Linked DNA regions of Homo sapiens: all the other regions are linked to region 1. A link is a contact called in ENCODE Hi-C or POLR2A ChIA-PET data. All regions are on one chromosome and are shown on one strand. The core of a region is the stretch at or near the end of the contact, and the rest is flanking DNA. Distances in the headings are between cores, read along the strand shown. Region 1 holds the start of NDUFS5 (NADH:ubiquinone oxidoreductase subunit S5). Region 2 holds the start of SMAP2 (small ArfGAP2). Region 3 holds the start of MTF1 (metal regulatory transcription factor 1). Region 4 overlaps INPP5B (inositol polyphosphate-5-phosphatase B). Region 5 holds the start of INPP5B (inositol polyphosphate-5-phosphatase B).

What was found. A loop is a pair of places that touch in the nucleus more often than their neighbours do. ChIA-PET counts read pairs that join two places held with the same protein, here RNA polymerase II (POLR2A). Pooled maps may share reads with other maps.
Region 2: a loop to region 1 is called in a pooled map, with 2.6 times the contacts of the local background. The contact joins the promoter of SMAP2 here to the promoter of NDUFS5 in region 1. A Hi-C loop is called at or near these places in 6 of 50 pooled maps. POLR2A ChIA-PET finds 5 or more read pairs at or near these places in 2 of 52 experiments (Caco-2 and T-cell).
Region 3: a pooled map shows a loop between it and region 1 (8-fold over the local background). The contact joins the promoter of MTF1 here to the promoter of NDUFS5 in region 1. A Hi-C loop is called at or near these places in 7 of 50 pooled maps. POLR2A ChIA-PET finds 5 or more read pairs at or near these places in 2 of 52 experiments (activated CD4-positive, alpha-beta T cell and activated T-cell).
Region 4: a pooled map shows a loop between it and region 1 (3-fold over the local background). The contact joins the enhancer-like site here to the promoter of NDUFS5 in region 1. A Hi-C loop is called at or near these places in 2 of 50 pooled maps. POLR2A ChIA-PET finds 5 or more read pairs at or near these places in 2 of 52 experiments (PC-3 and Panc1).
Region 5: a pooled map shows a loop between it and region 1 (4-fold over the local background). The contact joins the promoter of INPP5B here to the promoter of NDUFS5 in region 1. A Hi-C loop is called at or near these places in 4 of 50 pooled maps. POLR2A ChIA-PET finds 5 or more read pairs at or near these places in 2 of 52 experiments (PC-3 and Panc1).

What each region holds. Positions count from the first base shown.
Region 1 is chr1:39,024,510-39,028,813 of GRCh38, forward strand. NDUFS5 (NADH:ubiquinone oxidoreductase subunit S5) reads left to right here and starts at 1,841. Exons shown (of 3, transcript NM_004552.3): 1 at 1,841-1,893; 2 at 4,214-4,304. The coding sequence starts at 4,216. RefSeq lists enhancers at 1,673-1,922, 1,782-2,368, 2,369-2,954 and a silencer at 3,725-3,890.
Region 2 is chr1:40,370,673-40,374,976 of GRCh38, forward strand. It overlaps SMAP2 (small ArfGAP2), which reads left to right and starts at 3,055. Exons shown (of 10, transcript NM_022733.3): 1 at 3,055-3,551. The coding sequence starts at 3,449. RefSeq lists silencers at 2,798-3,117, 3,188-3,327 and an enhancer at 3,313-3,812.
Region 3 is chr1:37,856,578-37,860,881 of GRCh38, forward strand. It overlaps MTF1 (metal regulatory transcription factor 1), which reads right to left and starts at 3,015. Exons shown (of 11, transcript NM_005955.3): 1 at 2,954-3,015; 2 at 674-1,132. The coding sequence starts at 1,081. INPP5B (inositol polyphosphate-5-phosphatase B) reads right to left here. Exons shown (of 24, transcript NM_005540.3): 24 at 4,120-4,304. RefSeq lists a silencer at 2,952-3,281.
Region 4 is chr1:37,923,662-37,927,965 of GRCh38, forward strand. All of the region lies in intron 7 of INPP5B (inositol polyphosphate-5-phosphatase B), which reads right to left. Among named protein-coding and RNA genes, the nearest start is that of INPP5B, 21 kb to the right of the region's middle. RefSeq lists an enhancer at 2,502-2,741. Within about 2 kb of position 2,359, at least 5 of the 41 ENCODE cell types and tissues checked have a DNase peak (open chromatin) inside an H3K27ac peak, as active enhancers do.
Region 5 is chr1:37,944,649-37,948,952 of GRCh38, forward strand. INPP5B (inositol polyphosphate-5-phosphatase B) reads right to left here and starts at 2,405. Exons shown (of 24, transcript NM_005540.3): 1 at 2,342-2,405; 2 at 1,604-1,686; 3 at 1,108-1,202. The coding sequence starts at 1,660. It overlaps LOC105378651 (a long non-coding RNA gene), which reads left to right. Exons shown (of 5, transcript XR_001737983.3): 5 at 631-979. RefSeq lists enhancers at 2,227-2,756, 2,334-2,573, 3,963-4,304.

The DNA.
Region 1 (4,304 bases), core at 591-3,090:
GCATTTCAGCCTGGTGACAGAGTGAAGCTCTGTCTCAAAAAAAAAAAAAAAAAAAGAATTAGCTGGGCACAGTGGCATGTCTGTAGTCCCAGCTACTTGGGAGGCTAAGCAGGAGGATTGCTTGAGCCCTGGAGTTTGAGGCTGCAGTGATCTATGATAGCACTACTGCACTCCAGCCTGGGTGATGGAGTGAGACCCTATCTCAAATAAAATAATAATTATAATAAAGACTGCCAGGCACATGGTGGCATGCACATGTGGTCCCAGCTATTTGGGAGGCTGAGGTGGGAGGATCACCAGAGCCCAGGGAGGTTGAGGCTGCAGTGAACTGTGATTGCACCACTGCACTCCAGCGGGGCAATGGGAGTGAGAATCTGTCTCAAAAGTAATAATTATATATATATATATTTATATATATATATATATATATATATATATATATATATATATATATGTTCTAGTATTTTCCTCCCATACCTCCAATGTATAATATCTCATGCACCCTGTGGTCCACCCCCCAAAGACATACACACAACACTTTAGAGTCTCTGATGTAGTCAAAGGGAGTCATTGGAGGTTCTGGAACAGATGACAGGCATGGTAGCAGTTGATTCACAAACTGAAAGCTGAGACATCAAAGAACTGCGACTGCCTTGGAATGTTTCCCATGTGCTAGCCACCGCCTCAGTGCTTTATACATAAATCAGTTAATCCCTATAGCAAGCCTCCATTGTGAATACCATAATTATCTTAACAGACGAGGAGACTGAGGCACAATGAAGTTAAGAAACTTTCCTAGAGTCACACGAAATTGGTGGGGGCCTACTTTTTTTTTTTTTTTTTTTTTTTTTTTTTTTTTTTTTTGAGACTGAATCTAGCTCTGTCGCCAGGCTGGAGTCCAGTGGCGCGATCTCACCTCACTGCAACCTCCGCCTCCCGGATTCAAGCGATTCTCCTGCCTCGGCCTCCCCCCACTAGCTGGGATTACAGGCACTCGCTGCCACACCCAGCTAATTTTTGTATTTTTAGTAGAGACAGGGTTTCACCATATTGGCCAGGATGGTCTCGATCTCCTGAGCTTGTGATCCGCCCACCTCGGCCTCCCATAGTGCTGGGATTACAGGCCTGAGCCACTGCGCCCGGCTGGGGGCCTACATTTGACCCCACGTGGTGGTTTGGGCTCATAGTCCATGTGCTTAACCACTAGTGGGTAGGCAGGGAGCCAGTGTTCTTTCTCTCCTGTGACTTTGGTGAAGTCTCTCACCACTCAGTGTTGTCGTGAGCATGCTAGGCAGAGTGCAAGAAAGGAGCAAGAACTCACTAATGGCTAGGCCTTCCCTGTGTCTCTGTAATTGATGGGTTTGGGTTTTTTTTCCTTTCTCTCTCTCTACCTCCTCTCTCTCTTCTTCATCCTCTCTCTCTCACTCTCCCCCTGAGATAAGGTCTTGCTCTGTTGCCAGGGCTGGAATGCAATGGAATGGTGTGATCATGGCTCACTACAGCCTCAATCTCCTGGGCTCAAGGGATCCTCCCACCTCAACCTCCTGAGTAGCTGGAACCACAGGCATGCACCACCTCGCCCGGCTAATTTTTTATTTTTTGTAGAGAGGGGAGTTTCGCCATGTTGCCCAGGCTGTTTTCGAACTCCTGGGCTGAAGTGATCTTCCTCCCTCAGCCTTCCAAGGTGCTGGGATTGCAGACGTCAGCCACCGTACCAGGCCAACGGGCTCGGTTTCTATGGTTTTGTGGGGAGACGGCTGAGGGAAGGTCGGCTTCCGGCGTCGCGCTGCAAACGTCTCGCTGAGGTCATCCTTTACGGCAGGCGTCCGCGTCGCTAGCTAGTCGTTCTGAAGCGGCGGCCAGAGAAGAGTCAAGGGCACGAGCATCGGGTAGGTAGGGGCTGCTTATGTCCGCGCGGCAGCTTAGCTTAAGGACCTTCCTTCCGAGGTCTCTTTAACAGATTTCCTCTTGGCTTGCTGTGTGTCCCCTTCTCCCAGACCTGAACTCAGGGCGTGTTCCCTGCCCTCCCAGGCCGCTTCACCTCCACAGCTAATGGCACCGAAGCCTGGAGATTGCCGCTCTCTCCACTTTCCACATTTGTTTAGGTTTTTGCCGGACTAATGTTTTGGCTTTCTGTTTCTTAACCTAAAGTCTACGATCCTTATCCCAGCTTTCCAGGCTCTGCGTGATTTCGGCCCCGCCGGCCTCCTGAGCTCATTTCATTCTTTTCACCGTCATGCACGCTGCGCTCCATTGTCCCCCAAACATAGCCAGCACTTCCGGCTGTAACTCCGGGCTGTTGCCCAACTGGAACACTCTGCCCACTGATCTTCACTTGGCGAACTCGCAAGCCATGTTAAAGGCATTTTCAAGTCTCCGGGCAGAGTTCGTGCTTCCTCCTTCGAGCTCTTACCCACTCGTGTTCCTTGCAGTGTATTCGCAATTCCGAGTGTGTGTCTCTGGTGCTTACGTTGGAGCTGCTTTCCCCCGCATCTGAGTGCCTGGAACGTAACTACTCAGTAAATGATGACTGAGGGATGGGAAGGAACTTAAGAAGTTAAATTCACCTTTTTGTTGAGATGGAGTTTCGCTCTTGTTGCCCAGGCTGGAGTGCAGAGTGGCGCGATCTCGGCTCACTGCAGCCTCTGCCTCCCGGATTCAAGCGATTCTCCTCCCTGAGACTCCCGAGTAGCTGGGATTACAGGCATGCGCCCCCACGCCCGGCTAATTTTGTATTTTTTTAGTAGAGAGAGGGTTTCGCCATGTTGGTCAGGCTGGTCTTGAACTCGCGGCCTCAGGTGATCCGCCCGCCTCGGCCTCCCAAGGTGCTGGAATTACAGGCGTGAGCCACTGCGCCCAACTAAATTCACCTTTAAATCTACCATGAGTACACATTTATATTGATATTTGTGGGTGTGCGCGCGCTTCCTTTCAGTCATTTTAGGCAGTCAGGGTTTGTTTTTGTGTGTGTGTTTTTACATTTAACATTATTATGTATTTGCATGTAAATTTTTTTCCCTACTGTCTGTAATAGTCTACAAAGTAAGTCTTAACCCATTTCTTTCGCTCTGGTTTTTTTTTTTTTTTGAGACAGGATCTCGCTTTGTTGCCCAGGATGGAGTGCAGTGGCCAGGTCATAGCTCACTGAAGCCTTGAACTCCTGGCCTCAGTCTCCTGCCTCAGCCTTAGGAGTAGCTGGGACTACAGGCGCACATACCACCACAAGTGCCTTTTTTTTTTTTTTTTTTTTTTTTTGAGACAGAGAACCTGACCAAAGGATCCAAATTCTTTTTTTCTTCTTCTTCTTTTTTTTTTTTTTTTTTTTTTGAGACAGAGTCTCGCTCTGTCGCCCAGGCTGGAGTACAATGGCGGATCTTGGCTTATTGCAACCTCTGTCTCCCCAGTTCAAGCAGTTCTCCTGTCTCAGCCTCCCGAATAGTTGGGATTACAGGCATGTGCCAACACGCCCAGCTAATTTTTTTGTATTTTTAGTAGAGACGGGATTTCACCATATTGGCCAGGCTGGTCTTGAACTCCTGACCTCAGGTAATCCACCCGCCTTGGCCTCCCAAAGTTCTGGGATTACAGGCATGAGCCACCGCGCCTGGCCCACAAGTGGCTGATTTAAAAAAAAAATTTAGGCCAGGTGCAGTGGCTCACACCTGTAATCCCAGCACTTTGGGAGGCCAAGGCGGGCGGATCACCTGAGGTCAGGAGTTCAAGACCAGCCTCGCCAACATGCTGAAACCCCATCTCTACTAAAAATACAAAAATTAGCTGGGCGTGGTGGTGCGCACCTGTAGTCCCAGCTACTTGGGAGGCTGAGGCAGGAGAATCGCTTGAACCCTGGAGGAGGAGGTTGCAGTGAGCCAAGATTGCACCATGCGCTGCAGCCTGGGTAACAGACGGAGACTCCATCTCACGTGGTAGGTGAGCCACCGCTCCTGACCGAGAAAGGATTTCTATGCATTGTTCTTTAGTTATAGTTCTCTTTTCCTTGAGTTTTGAAAAAGCGCAAAAACTGCTTATCTGCCATAAACTGGAAGAACCTATTTAATGAAAAAGTTTGGTGAGAAGAAATCAGGAGAATAATATCAAACAGTGTTCTAGAGGGCTACTTAGCATGATTATCTAATTTTTTCTTAGAAATTTCTCAGTTGATTGCCCTCTTGTGGTATTTTATTTACTTATTTTTTTAAATCTTCCATTACAGCCATGCCTTTCTTGGACATCCAGAAAAGGTTCGGCCTTAACATAGATCGATGGTTGACAATCCAGAGTGGTGAACAGCCCTACAAGATGGC
Region 2 (4,304 bases), core at 1,805-4,304, 1.3 Mb after region 1:
AGGAAGGGGAATATCACACTCTGGGGACTGTGGTGGGGTAGGGGGAGGGGGGAGGGATAGCATTGGGAGATATACCTAATGCTAGATGACGAGTTAGTGGGTGCAGCGCACCAGCATGGCACATGTATACATATGTAACTAACCTGCACAATGTGCACATGTACCCTAAAACTTAAAGTATAATAAAAAAAAAAAAAAAAGAAAAGAAAATTCTATAACTGGCCAGGCGCGGTGGCTCATGCCAGTAATCCTAGTACTTTGGGAGGCTGAGGTGGGCGGGTCACGAGGTCAGGAGATTGAGACCATCCTGGCTAACAGGGTGAAACCCTGCCTCTATTAAAATACAAAAAATTAGCCAGGAGTGGTGGCACGTGCCTGTAGTCCTAGCTACTTGGGAGGCTGAGGCAGGAGAATTGCTTGAACCTGGGAGGCGGAGGTTGCAGTGAGCCGAGATCGCACCACTGCACTCCAGCCTGGCGACAGAGCGAGACTCGGTCTCAAAAAAAAAAATTTTATAACTAATGTGGAAACAGTTTTATGATAAGATAACATGTGCATGATGGAACAGAGTGAACATTTTTGCAAGACTAGTCAAAGCAAAATTCAAGACTTCAAAAAAAAAAATGTGTACTTGGGAGGAGCAGTTTGCTTTGTTTATATCCTCAGACCCTGGGCTATGCACTCACTTTACTCTGCTATTAGTAATGATAATAAAAAGAGCTAATACTTGATGTATCTGCTAGGATAGGCTAGCTTATACAGTGGTAAACAAACAAAACTCAATGGCAACACAATGCTTATTTCTTGCTTATGCTAAGTTATCCTCTATGGGCTGGCAGAGAGCTCTTGTTTATCAGCTACACAGAAATCCAGGCTAATAGAGCAACCAACATCTTCAGCATCAATAGTTGCCATGCCAGAGGGAAAGAGAAGCACAAGAGGCTCAAAGCAACAAATAAATGCTTCAGAGACAAAGTAATCCATCCTTTCTGCTCAAACTCATTGGTCTTTCCCAATCACTTGAAGGCCAGGAAATAAAATCCTACCATGTGCTCAGAAGGCAAAACGCCAGAAATATTTAGTGAAGAGCGCTAATTGTCTATCATTCACTATCTACCAAGGGCTGTTCTAATTATATTACAGGCATTATCTCAGCTAAGCCTCATAATAATCTTGTGAAATAGGTACTATTAATGTTATCATCATTCCCATTCTATAGATGAAATAACTGAGGCACCAAGAGGCTAAGTAACCTGCTCAAAGTCACACAGATAATAGGTGGTAAAAGCTGAAGATTTAAACTTAAGCATTCTTGCCCCAGAGTCTGTGTGCTTAACCACAAAGCCATGAGATCTCTCACTAGGTGGGAACAATTTGAGAAACACTGCCATAGGCAATGGAGAGCCACTAAAGGATTTTTTAAGCAGGAAGTGTGAGTCCATCAGAATTGGCATTTAAAAGCTCCCTCTAGAGAGCACGGTGAAGGATTAATTTAACCAGATTTAGACTAAGGCAGGAAGGCTATTTGCAGAGTGAGGAGATGAAGATGGGGAGGGCTTGAACTAAGGTACAATCACCACTCACCGCAATTAACTGGGTTTTGTTGTTGTTGTTGTTGTTTGAGACAGGGTAACGGGGTACATTGGGGGTTGGAGGGGTGGTTCTTACTGTGTTGCCCAGGCTGGATTCCAACTCCTGGGCTCAAGTGATGCTCTGGCTCTGGCATCCTGAGTAGCTAGGACTACAGGTATGTGCCACCACACCCAGTAACTAGTTAATCTTGACTGTCTATTTCAACTGAAAAATGGTTATGGTAATACCTACTTGGATGGGTTTTCTGAGGAAAAACACCCCAATGAACTTGTGTGTTTTTAAAAGTCAAGTCCCCTAGGCATGGCTAGAAGGGAAGAGGCTTAGCCAGAAAATTTAATTGTTGTGATTAATAAAGTAATAGAAATGTTTAGTTTTCCTCTGATGAGATGAAAGCTTTGAGGGGATCCTGGTCTTGGGAGAAAGTAAAGAAATGGAGGAGAGGGTTTCACCAGAGTTTAGATAACTCTTAGCATCTGCTTACTATCTTCCCTGATTAATTATTTCCATGGCAGCCAGAGTGACCTTTTAAAACCACAAATCGGATCATGCTGTTTCCCTCTCCCCTAGTACAGTGCCTGATACTTAGAAATTTCTCAGTAACATCGTGCTCAGTGAATGAATGAATGAATGAGTGAATGAAAACACAAGCCAGATGGCAGGTGGATCCCTAAGGAAAAGGACAGCCAATGAGAAATTATCTGTAGCAACGGTGGCTTTGGATGATGATGTTTAATAATCATTTTTAAGGAGTTGCCTGTTGTGTGCTATGCTTTAATCACTGTCCCCCACCCTTCCCAAATAACGTTCAGTAAAAGTCTGCCACAAAAAACTCGCTGTTTTGTGAGAATTTAAGAAATGGAAGAAGAAACAAACTGTCTGGGCACCAGGCCAAACAATATCCAAAAAGGCAGGAGTCACAGAGGAGAGCTAATGAGTATTAGTGGGAGCAGGTATTCCAAGTGAGAGGTGACCAGAGTCCTCTGAAAATGTGGGGAGGGGGTGACGTTCCTATATCCTGGGTTAGGGGCTTGGACTCTTATATTTGGCTGTTGGAAAAAACAAGCTGGAGGACTTTGGGGTATCAACAACCCTCAGGTTACATAAGGATGATCATAGGGTCGTTGTGAGGATTATGTTGGGATAGTTCATGCAAAGCGCTTAACACAGTGCCTAGCGCATAGTAAGAGCTCAGTAAATGTTAGTTGTTGTCTTCCTTCACTTTCTTCCATTCCCTCCACTCCCTTTCTACCAGGCTCCATTCATTCTCTTCCAAGGACACGCAGGGGGCGTGCCCACCCCTTCCCTCCGCCCCCACCCAAGGCCCGCCCCCCGCTTCTCCACGGATTGGTTCCCGAGAGGCGGAGCTGAAGGAAGAGCCCAGTGCGGCGCGGTGGGGGCGGGGCGCATGCGCGAGCTGGGCAGGGTGGAGGTGGGGAGGAAGAGCTGCCGGAAGTAGGCGGTGGAGGTGGTAGCGGAGCTGACGGCAGCTGCCAGGGAAACCGAGGCGCGGGACGCAAGGCCAGCAGACAGGCCGGCCAGAGGGTCATCTGCGTCCGGCACCCAGGAGGCTCGTGGTCCGCCTTTGCCTGGGCTGAGGGTCTCTGGCCCCGCAGCCTCTCTTGGAGGCGGGCCTGTCCCTAAGCCCGCCAAGGGGCGCCGCGCCGAGGGGCTGCGGAGTGGGGGACGGACGCCCCCGACCCGGGAAGGGGCGTCCGGCGGGGCCGGAGGAGAGGGCTCTCCCCGCTCAGGAGGTGCCCCTGGGCGGGGGACCGGGAGTCCTCAACCCCGGACTGAGGCAGGGGTCTCTGGGGGCGAGGAGGGCGCGTCGCCCTCTGCCCCCGCCGGCACCCTGGCCATGACAGGCAAGTCGGTGAAGGACGTGGATCGGTACCAGGCTGTCCTGGCCAACCTGCTGCTGGAGGAGGATAACAAGTTTTGTGCAGATTGCCAGTCTAAAGGTAGCGCATCCCACCTGGCGGGCCAGGGGTCCAGCCGCGCCGGGGTGGTGGGGGTGGGCTGCGTGAAGAGGCGGTTTCTGAAGCTTAGGCCGCCCAACTCGGCTTATAAGTGGTAACGCGTGCTGCGCTTGCAGTGAGCCTACTGGGCTTTCTGCAGCTGGGGGATTGGTATGGGTAGAGCTTGCGAGGGCGAGTCTGTGTGTGTCGGGGAGGGTGGAGGTGATGGTGCGGGTGGAAGTTGCCTGGCGTGTTCAGGTGAGAATGTCTGTATTTGAGGGCTCTGAATGAGTTCTGGGCCGGCTGTCCAGAGAGAGCTCCCAGCATGTCACTTGCAAAGCTGGGGATGAACTGCATTGCGTGCGTGCGTGCGTGCGTGTGTGTGTGTGTGTGTGTGTGTGTGTGAGAGAGAGAGAGAGAGAATGACGAGGAGGAGGAGGAGGGAAGTGAGATGGCGGAAAGGAAAACTGCTTAAATGATTTTTAAAGGTGGTGATTTTTGCTTCCTGCTATTTGGTTAGCAACTCCTGTCATTTTGCAGCCTTGCTAAGATCTGACAAGAGTGCTTAGGTGACTTTATTCTTCTGGATGTGTGCAGTGGGAAACTGCCTTATGCAGTGACACAGTGCGGATTTCTAGGCAGTGTAGCCCTGGCTTGTAGAGTGCGTTGGAGGCCTATGTATGAGTGGTGGCAGAAACTAGCCGATTATGCCTGTAGTGCAGGATCCGTTTAATCAGTGGAGAGAGAAAGATGAAT
Region 3 (4,304 bases), core at 1,765-4,264, 1.2 Mb before region 1:
CAACCTCTGCCTCCCGGGTCCAAGTGATTCTCCTGCCTCAGCCTCCTGAGTAGCTGGGATTACAGCCATGTGCCACCAAGCCTGGCTAATTTTTGTATTTTTAGCAGAGACAGGGTTTCACCATGTTGGCCAGGCTGCTCTCGAACTCCTGACCTCAAATGATCCACCCGCCTCAGCCTCCCAAAGTGCTGGGATTACAGGCGTGTGCCACTGTGAAATAAAAGTTCATTAAACATTCACTAAGATAATAAAACATATTCCAGCAGATACTCATCTCTAAAACAAATCATTTAAACACAACCAGGAGATAAGCCAAATATAGTTATTTCTTCATCAAATAAGCAAACTCCAGTTATTTCCCTGTAGATAAGCTAAATAGTTATTTTAGCACCAGAAACATGGGTCTACTTAAGTGAAATTTCTGTTTTATTTATGATTTGGGGAAGGAAATTCGAGAAATTACAATTTGATATTCCCAAATTTCAATGTGGCTATACAAACCAAAAGTTCCAGAAGCAATCACAACAAAACCTGAGGCATATGTTGTTGATAGCAAAACTACTTAAGTCCTAACCCCATGCACTCCTTTACTCCCCAGCTAAAATTTGCACCAAGAATTTTGTAAGGACTTGCCCCAAAACCAAACTAGGCCCTCACTGACTGCTTTACTTACTTCTTTACGTTTTGTTTCCGGACATTCCGACTGCAGAGTGAGGGTTGCACCTTCAATATTTCTTGGCATGGGTGTGGAACCAGGGTTTATTGTCAAATGAATCTGATCTGGTGAGATAATGTGCTGCACATAACCCTGGGACATTGCTTCATGATCTATCAGGTGAAAGCCCTCTTCACCCCCTACTAGAAAAGGCAAGTGTTCTCCGCACTGTCCGTCGTCATCTTCATCCTCCAAAGTGCCAGGGTCCTGCTCAATAAGAACAGTGGTCCTATCATAAACAGTTCCAGATGAGGAAGGCACCAGTCCGTTTTTATCCACAAACCTGAGCATTTTATCATCGGGGGTCAGCTCATCTTCCTCTGCCTCAAAGTAGATGATGTTGTTGTCTGGACTGTGTTCCCCCATGGTTCAGTTGTGCTCAGCCCAGTTGTGAGAAATGAAAACGTAATGACTTGTCTGCAACAGAACAAAGCCAGAGTTAGAGTCATACCACAAGACCGACGGACCTCCTCAGCAACCACAAGGCTCATTTTCCCTCTCACTTAAAGAGCAAGCCAAAGCAAATGAAAAACCATCCTTGGGAATAATTTTTTTATTTTAACTTTAAAACCATCAAGTCATTTTTAAAGAAAAGCAATGCCGACTGGGCGTGGTGGCTCACACCTGTAATCCCAACACTTTGGGAGGCTAAGATGGGAGGATCGCTTGAGGCCAGGAGTTTGAGATCAGCCTGGTCAACATAGTGAGACCCCCATCTCTAATAAAAAAAAAAAAAAAAGAAAAAGAAAGAAAAGCAATGCTTTTCAAAAACTGAATAAGTTCATAAGACCTTCTGAATACGCCTGTCAAACAATTTGAAACTTGGTCAAAATATTTAAAGGGGACAAAAGAGCAAACAGAACAGCAGCTGCTGAAAGGCTGAGTTGCTACAAATCTTAAGGGAAACTCCATCCATTCAAATATCCTCCAAATCAGACCACGAGGCAGTAAATGGTTTCATGCAGTTTATGGTAGAAGGAGCAAGGCTTTGGAGGCAGAGTCATCTACCTACAAATCCTGTCTTTGCCTTTTACTACATGGGTAACTTTTCTGTGCCTCATTTTTCTTACGTGCAAGGTGGGACCAGTAATTCCTGTTCTCTCAAAGTTTTTATAAGAAATAAAAGAGGCAACATATGTAAAGCACAATGTTTGGTAAATAGTAGAGGAACAAGTATGAATTCCTTCCCCCCTACCTAGAACAGATGTTTCAACCTTCTGGGTGGAAGGGCTATTCCTCAATCAGGCACAAACAACGAAGATCACTGTATCTATTTATGTCCTAAAACAATATGGTGTCAACAAGAAGTTATGGTTCTGTGGTGGGCTCTCGTCCCTGAATCAATTGAGTCTTATTATTTTTGTTTCTACAGCTCCTAGCATAGTACACTGATACTATGATAAGAGTTCAGGAAATGTCAGCTAAATGACTGAAAGACATGGCTACCTACTCTCTCGTGAAGATATACTATCTTGGGAAGATACATTCTCTTGAGAAAAATACCACATTTGAAGCTTTCATGTTCTGGAATAGTGATTCTTCCTTCATCTGCAAACACAGGCTCTACAAATGTGGGTTTGGCAGGCAGAATAGAGAATTTTAAAATAATCAGCACATCCCTTTTAGTTTTCAGTCTGGCTTTGCGCTTTATCTTTCTCTTCTGCTCTGGGTTAGAAAGTGAGCCTTTACTTAGTGGGATGGCTAGACAGTTACCAGAGACAGGCCAAAGGATTGGATCCGGGAGGTACCGGCCCGACCCCTAGCTCTGGCTTACGCAACCCCACAGATGTACATTTCGCTGCATCTGAGCAGAGAGAGAAGAGCACCGAGGGCCCCAGTGGGCTGCCCCGGCACCCTCGGCGGCAACGCGGAGACCAACTGTCCGAAACAAACAAGACCAGGAGGTTTGAGGGTAGCCAACGAGGAGTGCGAACAGAGCCCCCTTGAGAGGAGGCTGGGAAAAGGAACCTGTCTGGGATAGCCCCCAGCACAGGGCTACACAGAAAAATCCGAAGACAAGCTGGGGGTCTCCAAGCAAGGAGGAGAGGGGCAGGGTCCGGGTCTCCATGGAAACAGGGAAGGGGGGCTGGATACCCATCCCCATGGAAACGGAGAAGGGGTGGGGTCCCTATGGTGACCAAACTGAGGTCTCTATTGGGAAATGCTTCAGGAGGGAGCCTAAGTCCCGCGCCTCCCGGTAAGTCCCAAGCCCAGGCCGAGTCTAGTTTCGCCTTTTACCTCCGCGGCTCCCGGCAACGGCGGCAGCAGCAGCTTCTCCCCTCCCCAGCGGCACCATGATTGCCCCCACCTTCCCCTAACGTCACTTCCGCTTCCTCTTTCCGGAGGAAGGTGGGGACAGAGGATCCGCCCCTCCCTGGCGCCTCTGGTTGGCTCAGGTTGTCAGGGGGCTGAGCTGCAGCCTCCAATTGGCGAGCGGGGCACCGAGGGGAAGGCGCCCAGGAGGTGGGTTCATCCGCGTGGGGAAGCGCCCGGGGTGGCCACGCGGGGCCCGGAGGGTGTCGCCCTCGCGGCACCGGAGTCAAGGAGAAGGGAACGAATCCCCAAGGAAGAATCCGAAATGTCCTCAGCCAGGTTTGCGCTGACCGCCCTCGCCCTGGCAGCCACAGCCGCAGCGGGAAGGACCACAGTTGGCAGTCAGAACCCTGGCTCCAACCCGCCAGGGGAGCCTGGACGGCCGCGACGTTCCCGGGTTTCTCCTGCCGGGACCCCGGCCTTCCCTTCAGCACCCATCAAAGTTAACACAGGCAGGAGGCCCAGAAAGGAAGACAAGACCCCAAAGGCAGAACTAAGAGTATTCTAAGCCCAGCTGGAGAGGACGCCGCCGCCTCTTCCCCTTCTCACGCGCTTGCCTAGGACCCCCAGCTCCCTTCTCACGCGCTTGCCCAGGCTGGCGGTCCCAACTTTCTTCCCCTGCAAGAGGACGCGGCTACGGCGGGACTCATGCCCGGGCCAGTTAGCGCCACCTACCGGCCACTCCCTTCCTTTCACCGTTCACATTGTCCTGCTGGCCCGCGTCTTAAACCCATTTCACAGTGCCCAGAAGTAGTGGGCATTCGTACCCAGGAAGCGATTCTGCCTTCGTTATGCCCCTGTCCTTTCCAAATGCCTGGAGGATCTAGCTGTTAGATCCTCCCAGCTGCCACTGCCTGTTTTAACCATAAGCTGCTTCTCTCGAATATTCAGAGTGGGACAACTCCAAAGACCAGACCAGGGGTCAAGGGGTTCAGGTCAGTGCCATAACCATTTCTTGCTGGAAGTATGTGAATAGTGACTGGTACCCACCAGACTGCCAGGAATATGTCTCTTTGGCCCCAAGGCTTGAGCCACAAAATCCAGCTGCAGCGAACTGCCATCTCTTAAGACATAAAAACATACACAACCGCCACTGTTAAAAATACATTTATCATTAAAATATATTACACATGGAGACAGGATGCATCATATACAGTTTGGAAGACTTGCTGGCCCAGAAAATCCCACTTGTTTCACCGAACACTCATTTTTTCAGTGATTTTACATTTTATTTTTAGAGACGGGGTCTCCCTCTCTCACCCGGGCTGGCGTACAG
Region 4 (4,304 bases), core at 1,109-3,608, 1.1 Mb before region 1:
ATGAACAGAATTTGCTTATTAGACATGAGAGCAGAGGGAAGAGTCAAGGATACCCTGAGGTTGTTAGTGACTGCATTCAGAAATATGAAAATGGAGGGAGGAAAGGAGTAAGTGCAGTTCTTTTTTTTTTTTGAGATGGAGTCTCGCTGTGTCGCCCAGGCTGGAGTGCAGTGGCGTGATCTCTGCTCACTGCAACCTCTGCCTCCAGGGTTCAAGTGATTCTTCTGTCTCAGCTTCCCAAGTGGCACGCAGATTACAGACGCAAGCCACCACACCTGGCTAATTTTTGTATTTTTAGTAAAGACAGGTTTTCACCATGTTGGCCAGGCTGGTCTCAAACTCCTGACCTCAGGTGATCCACCTGCCTCAGCCTCCCAAAGTGCTGAGATTACAGGCCTGAGCCACTGTGCCCAGCCAATGCAGTTCTTATCAGGAAGAAATCCCCCTAGGATAGACCCTGAAGACAGCAGCCAGGTTCTCAGTTCTCAGAGGTGAGCATTTACCATTTCTTTTTCTTTTTTTTTTTTGAGACAGAGTCTCGCTCTTGCCCAGGCTGGAGTGCAGTGGCGTGATCTCGGCTCACTGCAACCTCCACCTCTGGGGTTCAAGCGATTCTCGTACCTCAGCCTCTTGACTAGCTGGGACTACAGGCATGTGCCACCCTGCCGGGCTAATTTTTGTATTTTTAGTAGAAACAGGGTTTCGCCATGTTGACCAGGCTGATCTCAAACTCCTGGCCTCAAGTGACCCGCCCACCTCAGCCTCCCAAAGTGCTGGGATTACAGGCATGAGCCACCGCTGCTGGCCAGCATTTCCCATTTCTAATTGTATTTCCCAAATGAAAGCACGTCTAAATAATTAGCATTGCTTAAGTCCTGTGTGACTTTCCAGGAGGCAAACATTCACTCCCATTTTAAAGACATAAGAGGAAAGTTGAGACACACGTTTAATATCGTACAAAGAGGTCAAGCGCGGTGGCTCATGCCTGTAATCCCAGCACTTTGGGAGGCAGAGGCGGGAAGATCACTTGAGGTCAGGAGTTTGAGACCGGCCTGGGCAACACAGGGAGATCTCGTCTCTAAAAACAAAAAGAGGCTGCGCATGGTGGCTCACACCTGTAATGCCAGCACTTTGGGAGGCCAAGGCAGGCTGAATCACTTGAGGTCAGGAGTTCAAGACCAGCCTGGCCAACATGGTGAAACCCTGTCTCTACTAAAAATATAAAAATTAGTCCAGGCATGATGGCTCACGCCTATAATCCCAGCACTTTGGGAGGCCAAGGTGGGCAGATCACCTGAAATCAGGAGTTCAAGATCAGCCTGGCCAACATGTTGAAACCCCGTCTTTACTGAAAATACAAAGAGTAGCCAGACATGTTAGCACATGCCTGTAATCTCAGCTACTTGGGAGGCTGAGGCAGGAGAACTGCTTAAACCCAGGAGGTGGAGGCTGCAGTGAGCAGAGATCACACCACTGCACTCCAGCCTGGGTGACAGAGTGAGACTCCGTCTCAAAAAAATAAAATAAAATAAAAATAAAAATAAATAAAAACAAAAAGAGAAAGTAATAGTGCACCAAGGAACCATGAAGAAAAGAAAAAGAAAAATGTCCAGGCCTCTTGACATCCACTTTGTTTAAATTCTCATCATTGGCATTCCAAGAAAGAAAGTCTCTTCTCATTCATATTTGCTAGCTTCAGTTCATGTATGGATCACCAATAACAAAACTGTTAGAGCGTAATTTATTTTATATATTTATCTATTTAAATTTAGAGATATCACTATGTTGCCCAGGCTGGTCTGGAACTCCTCAAGCAAGACTCCTGCCTCAGCCTCCGAGTAGCTGGGACTACAGGTGCGCACCACTGTGCCGGGCTAACAGTATATTTTAAGTAGCAAAGAAAAACATGCAAGTCAGCTAGCATCTATCCTCCAACAGTACAGTATCTTTCCTCTAATAAATATATTGATGCCTCCCTCTTCCTGAACTGTCCCTCCCTGAGGATTTTTCTGTTCAAAGCTCCACTTCTAACTGAGTGTTTGTGGGTCACCTCACTTGCTCTCAACAATAACTGCAGAATTCCAAAACAAACTGTTTTCAGAAGAAAAAAAGAATCTTTAGGGGGTTCTCTTGTACTAGAAACATAAAACTGGATTAAATGGCCCAAAGAAGGAAAATGGAGAGGGGAACAACAAAAGGAAGAAGAAAAACGAATACAGTTCTCTTTTGTTTAAGGAAACAAAGTGACTTAAAATAAGTTACTTAGGAGCCTGCAGAGCTTCCCACAACGGTGGAAATGATGGGCAATATTTGTTCTCTAAGATAAACAAAAGCAAATTTATTTTCTCCATGCTAAAAGGATATGTTGGTCACACAAGTTTTACCTATTAGTACTGACAAAACAAGATGAAAGAGAGAGTGAGAGAGAAAACCACCCCGGGGGCTATTTTGCTAACATGCTCTCTGGCTTCTACTCTGGTAAACTAGGTTACCCTTTATGTTACCCTGAGATATAAATAGCATTCATTTCCTTTCACTGGCATGACAGACTTTAATACTTTGTTTCCTGGGTCCAGAAGAAAAAATACTTAAACACATCCCCTTGTAAATTTGAGTTACTACAAAGCTGGTTCATTTCTTTTTTTTTTTGAGACGGAGTCTCACTGTCGTCAGGCTGGCATGCAGTGGCGTGATCTCAGCCCACTGCAACCTCCGCCTCCCAGGTTCAAGTGATTGCTTCAGCCTCTCAAGTAGCTGGGATACAGGCGCACGCCACCACGCCCAGCTAATTTTTTATATTTTAGTAGAGATGGGGTTTCACCACGTTGGCCAGGATGGTCTTGAACTCCTGACCTTGTGATCCGCCCACCTCGGCCTCTGAAAGTGCTGGGATTACAGGCTTGAGCCACCACACCCGGCGAAGCTGGCTCATTTCTAATCAACTTTGGATTAAAAAAAAACAAAATGTATTTGCTATTACTGCTTTGTTAAAATAGCCCAGAATGGCCCCTGTGGGACTTCTGAGTAGCCATTTCCTTTTTAGTGCATAGTTCAAAACCCTCCAGAACACAGCTCCAGGTTTTGCATGTACCCAGGATGCAATGCAGGTGAACATTTTACAGACTGACTTGGATAAGTACTGGGCCCTGTACAGGATCCTCAATGGGGTTTTCTGAATAAGAGCAACTTCAGTTGCTAGATGGAAATAATGAGGTATTTCTCCCAAATCAGACTTCACTCTTTTTAAGGAAAGAAAAAGCTGCAAAAGGAAGTTAACAGCATCCCTGGTCATCTAGTGGTTAGGAAGAAAAAAAAAGAAAAGAAAAAAGATGTTAAGAACAGTGAGGCCAGGCGCGGTGGCTCACGCCTGTAATCTCAGCACTTTGGGAGGCCCAGGCGGGCAGATCACAAGGTCAGGAGATGGAGACCATCCTGGCCAACAAGGTGAAACACCATCCCTACTAAAAATACAAAAATTAGCTGGGTGTGGTGGCGTGCAGGTGCATGTATGTAGTCCCAGCTACTAGAGAGGCTAAGGCAGGAGAATTACTTGAACCCGGGAGGTGGAAGTTGCAGTGAGCCAAGATCGTGCCACTGCACTCCTAGCCTGGTGACACAGCAAGACTCCGTCTCAAAAAAAAAAAGGAGCAGTTAAATAAGTGCAGGAGCAGAAAGACTCCTACCAATCTACCGATTCAACTACCAATCTAAAGTCAGTGCAAGCTGGGCTTGGCAAGAGAATCACGTGAACAAGCTGCCACTCAACCAAAAGCATTACCTGACTTCAACACCACAAGTTACCTCCTAGACACTGGTCTGAACCTGAAGACGTGGATTCCAGTCTGAAACTAGCTCCATTTCATTTTTCTTTTTCTTTCTTTTTTTTTTTTTTTGAGACAGAGTCTCGCTCTGTCACCAAGGCTGGAGTCCAGTGGCGCAATCTCAGCTCACTGCAAGCTCTGCCTCCCAAGTTCACGCCATTCTCCTGCCTCAGCCTCCCGAGTAGCTGGGACTACAGGCGCCCACCACCATGCCCGGCTAATTTTTTTGTATTTTTAGTAGAGACGGGGTTTCACCATGTTAGCCAGGATGGTCTCAATCTCCTGACCTCGTGATCCGCCCTCCTTGGCCTCCCAAAGTGCAGGGATTACAGGCGTGAGCCACTGCGCCCGGCCTCATTTTTCTACTATAATCTCTACCAAGCTCAGCCTAACACTCCTGAATTCAGCAGAGACAAATCAAAGAAAAGAAAGGACATTTTGAAAGAATCATCAAAGATCATTCCTATCTCTATTAATGCAAAG
Region 5 (4,304 bases), core at 1,155-3,654, 1.1 Mb before region 1:
GTAGTTCACTGTAATCTCAAACTCCTCGGCTCATGTGATCCTCCCGCCTCAGCCTCCTGAGTAGCTGAGACTACAGGCATGCACCACAACACCCAGCTAATTTTCTTATTTTTTGTAGAGATGGAGCCGGGGAGCGGGAGGTGGGGCGGGGTAGGGGGGGCGGTCTCGCTATGTTGCCCAAGCTGGTCTCGAACTCCTAGGCTCAAGCAATCTTCCTGCCTCAGCCTCCCAAAGTGTTGGAATTACAAGCATGAGCTACTGCACCTGGCCTAACTCACTTTACTCTTTAATATGGACAAATCGAGGAGTAAAACAACTTGCTCAAGATCATGTGGTTCCACCAGGTGCGGTGGCTCATGCCTAAAATTCCAACACTTTGGGAGGCTGAAGTGGGAGAATGACCTGAGGCCAGGAGTTCCAGCATGCAGCTATGAGTGCACTACTGCACTCCAGCCTGGGTGACAGAAAGAGACCCCGTCTCTAAAAAAAAGATCATGTGAGGCTGGGCACGCTGGCTCATGCCTGTAATCCTAGCACTTTGGGAGGCCAAGGCAGGTGGATAACTTGAGGTCAGGACTTCAAGACCAGCCTGGCCAACGTGGTGAAACCCTGTCTTTACTAAAAATACAGAAATGAGCCAGGCATGGTGGCGGGCACCTCTGTAATACCAGCTCCTCAAGAGGCTGAAGCACGAGAATTGCTTGGACCTGGGACGCAGAGGTTGCAGTGAGCCAAGATCACCCCACTGCACTCCAGCCTGGGCAAAGACCAAGACTCCTTCTCAAAACAAACAAACAATAGATCATGTGGCTTGTTAGTAACAAAGCCTGGGTTTGAACCCAGGCATTTGGACCACGAGGCTCAAGATCTGGACTAGTATGTTAAACTGTCTCTTCTCAAGAAACTTCCTCCTTAGATCTTGAGGATTATGAGTTAGTACGTGTGCAGGGTTTAAAATATAGTGTTCAAAAAATATTAACTATCATTGTGATAATTATTCTAGGAGACTCAGACCCTGCCCTGGAGGGACAGTTGAAGTTCAGCTGGAGGGTGCAGTGATGAACAACCCCATGGCCCAGACAGGTGGGGACCAAGCCCCTCACTCACGCGTGTTCCTGGCCGCCGTGCTCCAGGCGGTAGCGCACGAGTCCCAGGAGGCGGCTCTGCCGGCTGTCCCCCTCACACAGCACACCTTGCACCGCCTGCGGCTCAGAGTCAAGGGAAGACAACCCAGAGGCGAGGCCTCTCCCCACCCAGGCTGTCCCACCTTCCCTCTGTTCCCCTGCCCCCCCAGATTCACTGTGTGGCCTTGGGTGAGCACTCAAACCATGTGCTGAACTAACAGACAAACAGGCTCTCTAAGCCTTCCTTATCTATGAAATGAGGATAATAATCCCCAACTTCATAGGGAGTTAGGAGGATAACTGCGTATTTAAAGCATTTGGCTGAGAGTCCAGGACTCAGTAAGTACTTAGTAAATACTGATTTCCTTCTCCCCTGATGGTTCAGAGGGGCAGGAGAGGGGATAGACACCTCGACACCTTCCATTCCTCTTCCCAAGGCCAGGGCAGGCTCAGGGCCGCAGTTAGCACAGGAAGGATATGATGACGCAGTATTCCCCCTCAGCCAGCGTCTCCTGGATTGCCACAGACTGGTCCATGCTGGCCCCTGCTGAGCGCACACACCCTGTGGGAGGGGAGATAGGAGCCCCGCTTTGGTCAACAAGTTACGCATGGGGTGGTGGAGCTGCCTCAGAGGGGTTGGGGGCAGGAGGGAGGGGCCTTTGCAGAGGGAGATGGTACCGGGGAGGCCTGATCCTCCTCCTCCTCCTCTTTGTCCTCCCTAGAATAGGCCTTTCAGTTTTTAGGGATAGGGGTCCAGTCCCTTTGCCCCGCTGGGATCTACAGTTTGCTATACTGCCTTTGTCTGGGAGGGCATCCAGTTGCTCTTGAGTGTGGTCTATCCTTGTTGGAAGTGGGGTACGTGGATTGGAGAAGGGGACCTAGTCCCTTTGCTCCTAGGACATGGCTCTTCCTCTCTTTTGGGGACAGTTTTTGTTCTGCTAGCGCCTCTCTGGGAGGTGTCAGTGGTGTGTCCATGTGGGGTTCAGGGAACATCCCCTTACTGTCATTCAGGAGGGTCCCATTCCTCTTTCCTTGGAGACAGGAAGTGTCCCATTGCTGCTTGCCCTTCACCCCCGCCCCAGCAGGCCCATTGCATCAGCTGCAGGCCGGGGGTTGGGGGGTGTCCCAGCCCTCAGCTTGCCCACTCCCTCCTGCCCAGCCCTGCCCTGGCTTTCCTGCTCTGCTCCCACCCACAGCTCCCTGACATTGTCACCTACCTCCTGAGCTGTCACCACAGGGCGCACGGGACTCCGCTGCCCCAGGTTCCGGGACAGTGACTACATTTCCCAACAGCCCCTGCGCCACATGGTGGTCAGTCAGCCTGCAAGTCCCAGCATGCCCGAGTCAATCGTGGGGTGGGGAGTCTCTCCATCCGTGTTAACCCCTTAGGCCCTGGGGTACACTGGGCTTCCTATACCAGAAAGGTTTTCTAATGATTGCCCTCACTCCCATCCCCAGCCCTCTAGGTCATGGGGCCAGAGCTTCCCACCCAGAAGGAAGATGGTCACATTTTATCTTAGGGGAAGAATATAATGCATTTTTATTTTCTCCTTAGTTCCATCCTCAGCTCTTCTCACTCCAGGGTAGACAACCCGGACCTCTACTGAAACTCTTCCCCTAAAATAACTACCTTCTCCTGGTTTAATGGAGGGAGAACCAGACTATGAAGAACCATTATGTCCATTTTCCAGGTGGAGAAACTGAGCCTTGGATAGGTTAAGCAGTTTGACATTAAGTCCTGCAGCTAGCAGGTGGCAACACTGGGACTCCACTGAAAGTCTGACTGCAACTCCTGGGCCATTTATACCGCTACACACTGCCCTATTTCCTCCCTTAGCCCCACCCAGCCCTCCTGCCACACAGGGCTGTTTGAGGCTACTGGGTGTGAACGCACTTTATAAAGGGTATGACACTGTTCCTGTCCGGCAACGTCCTTCCCCTGATCCGCCTGGCTTTGTGACCTTGGCCAAGACCTTTCTTCCCTTGGGACTCAATTTCCCCATCTAAGATAAGGAGGTTACCCAAGATGGACAAAAAGAGCCAGCACAGGGACTGGGCACAGTGGCTCATGTCTGTAATCCCGGCACTTTGGAAGGCCAAGGAGGGAGGATCGCTTGAGGCCAGGAGTTTGAGACCCCATCTCTAAAAAAAAATTTTTTTAAATTTAGCCGGGTATGGTGGTGCATGCCTGTAGTCCCAGCTACTTGGGAGGCTGAGGTGGGAGGATTGCTTGAGCCCAGGAGTTCAAGGCTGCAGTGAGCTGTGATTGCTCACCCAGCTCAGATAAGGAATGCTAGGATCATTCTCACTTGGCCTATTGGCTGTTTAATTAAGCTGTAAGCTCCCGTTGGACAGGACTATGCCTTTTCATCAACATACCAGCAGTTTCTGGCACACAGTTATCTATGGAGTTAGTGAATTACTTTCTGAACTATTTTAATAAATACACCTTCTCTCAAGCTTTGGCCCAAACTGAAGGAATGGGCCTTCAGTGCTGGGGAGGGGGTGACTGTTGTGACTTGTGAACAGTTTCCCTTCCTCTTTCCCCAAGTGAAGTGGCCATCCTAATGACCAGTTCAACTTTGCATATGTAAACCCCTTCCAGAAACAGTCGTTGCCTTCTTCTCAATCCATTTCTTTTCCTGGAAACATCCACAGCACAAATGGAGCTCAAGTTTATTTGAATTCAGTGTCTAAGTCATGTGGACGATGAGGGGAAAGGGGATTGACTCAGACCCTTAGGATCAAGGGGTGGGGTCACTGCAGGGAAGCAGAGGAACCCCAATTCCAGCCCTGCTCTAGTGTCAAAGCCTGGCGAGGAGGGTCTGGGCAAAGTAGATGGGGCTGTGTGCTTTTTATGATGAAGAAACTGTCCCTGCAGGATTTGGGGGTCCTCCCACTGGGTGGGGGTCAGGCAGGAGGTTTTCTGTTTTTCCAGACAAACCCTATCCTCTCCCTGAGATTAGGGCTGAGGGCCTGCCCCCTTGGGGGGTTCCATGGTCAGGCCTAGGCCCTAGAAGGGGAGAAGTGAGGAGCCTTAAGCCCAGAGCTGTGGGCTTGATAAAGGCCTTTTACTAAAGATGCAACTACAGGAATCAGAGCTGGAGGGGGACCTGAAGGCTTGTAGATCCTACAGGGTCTTCTTGACTGCTGCTCCCAGATTCTGCTGGGCCCAGCTAG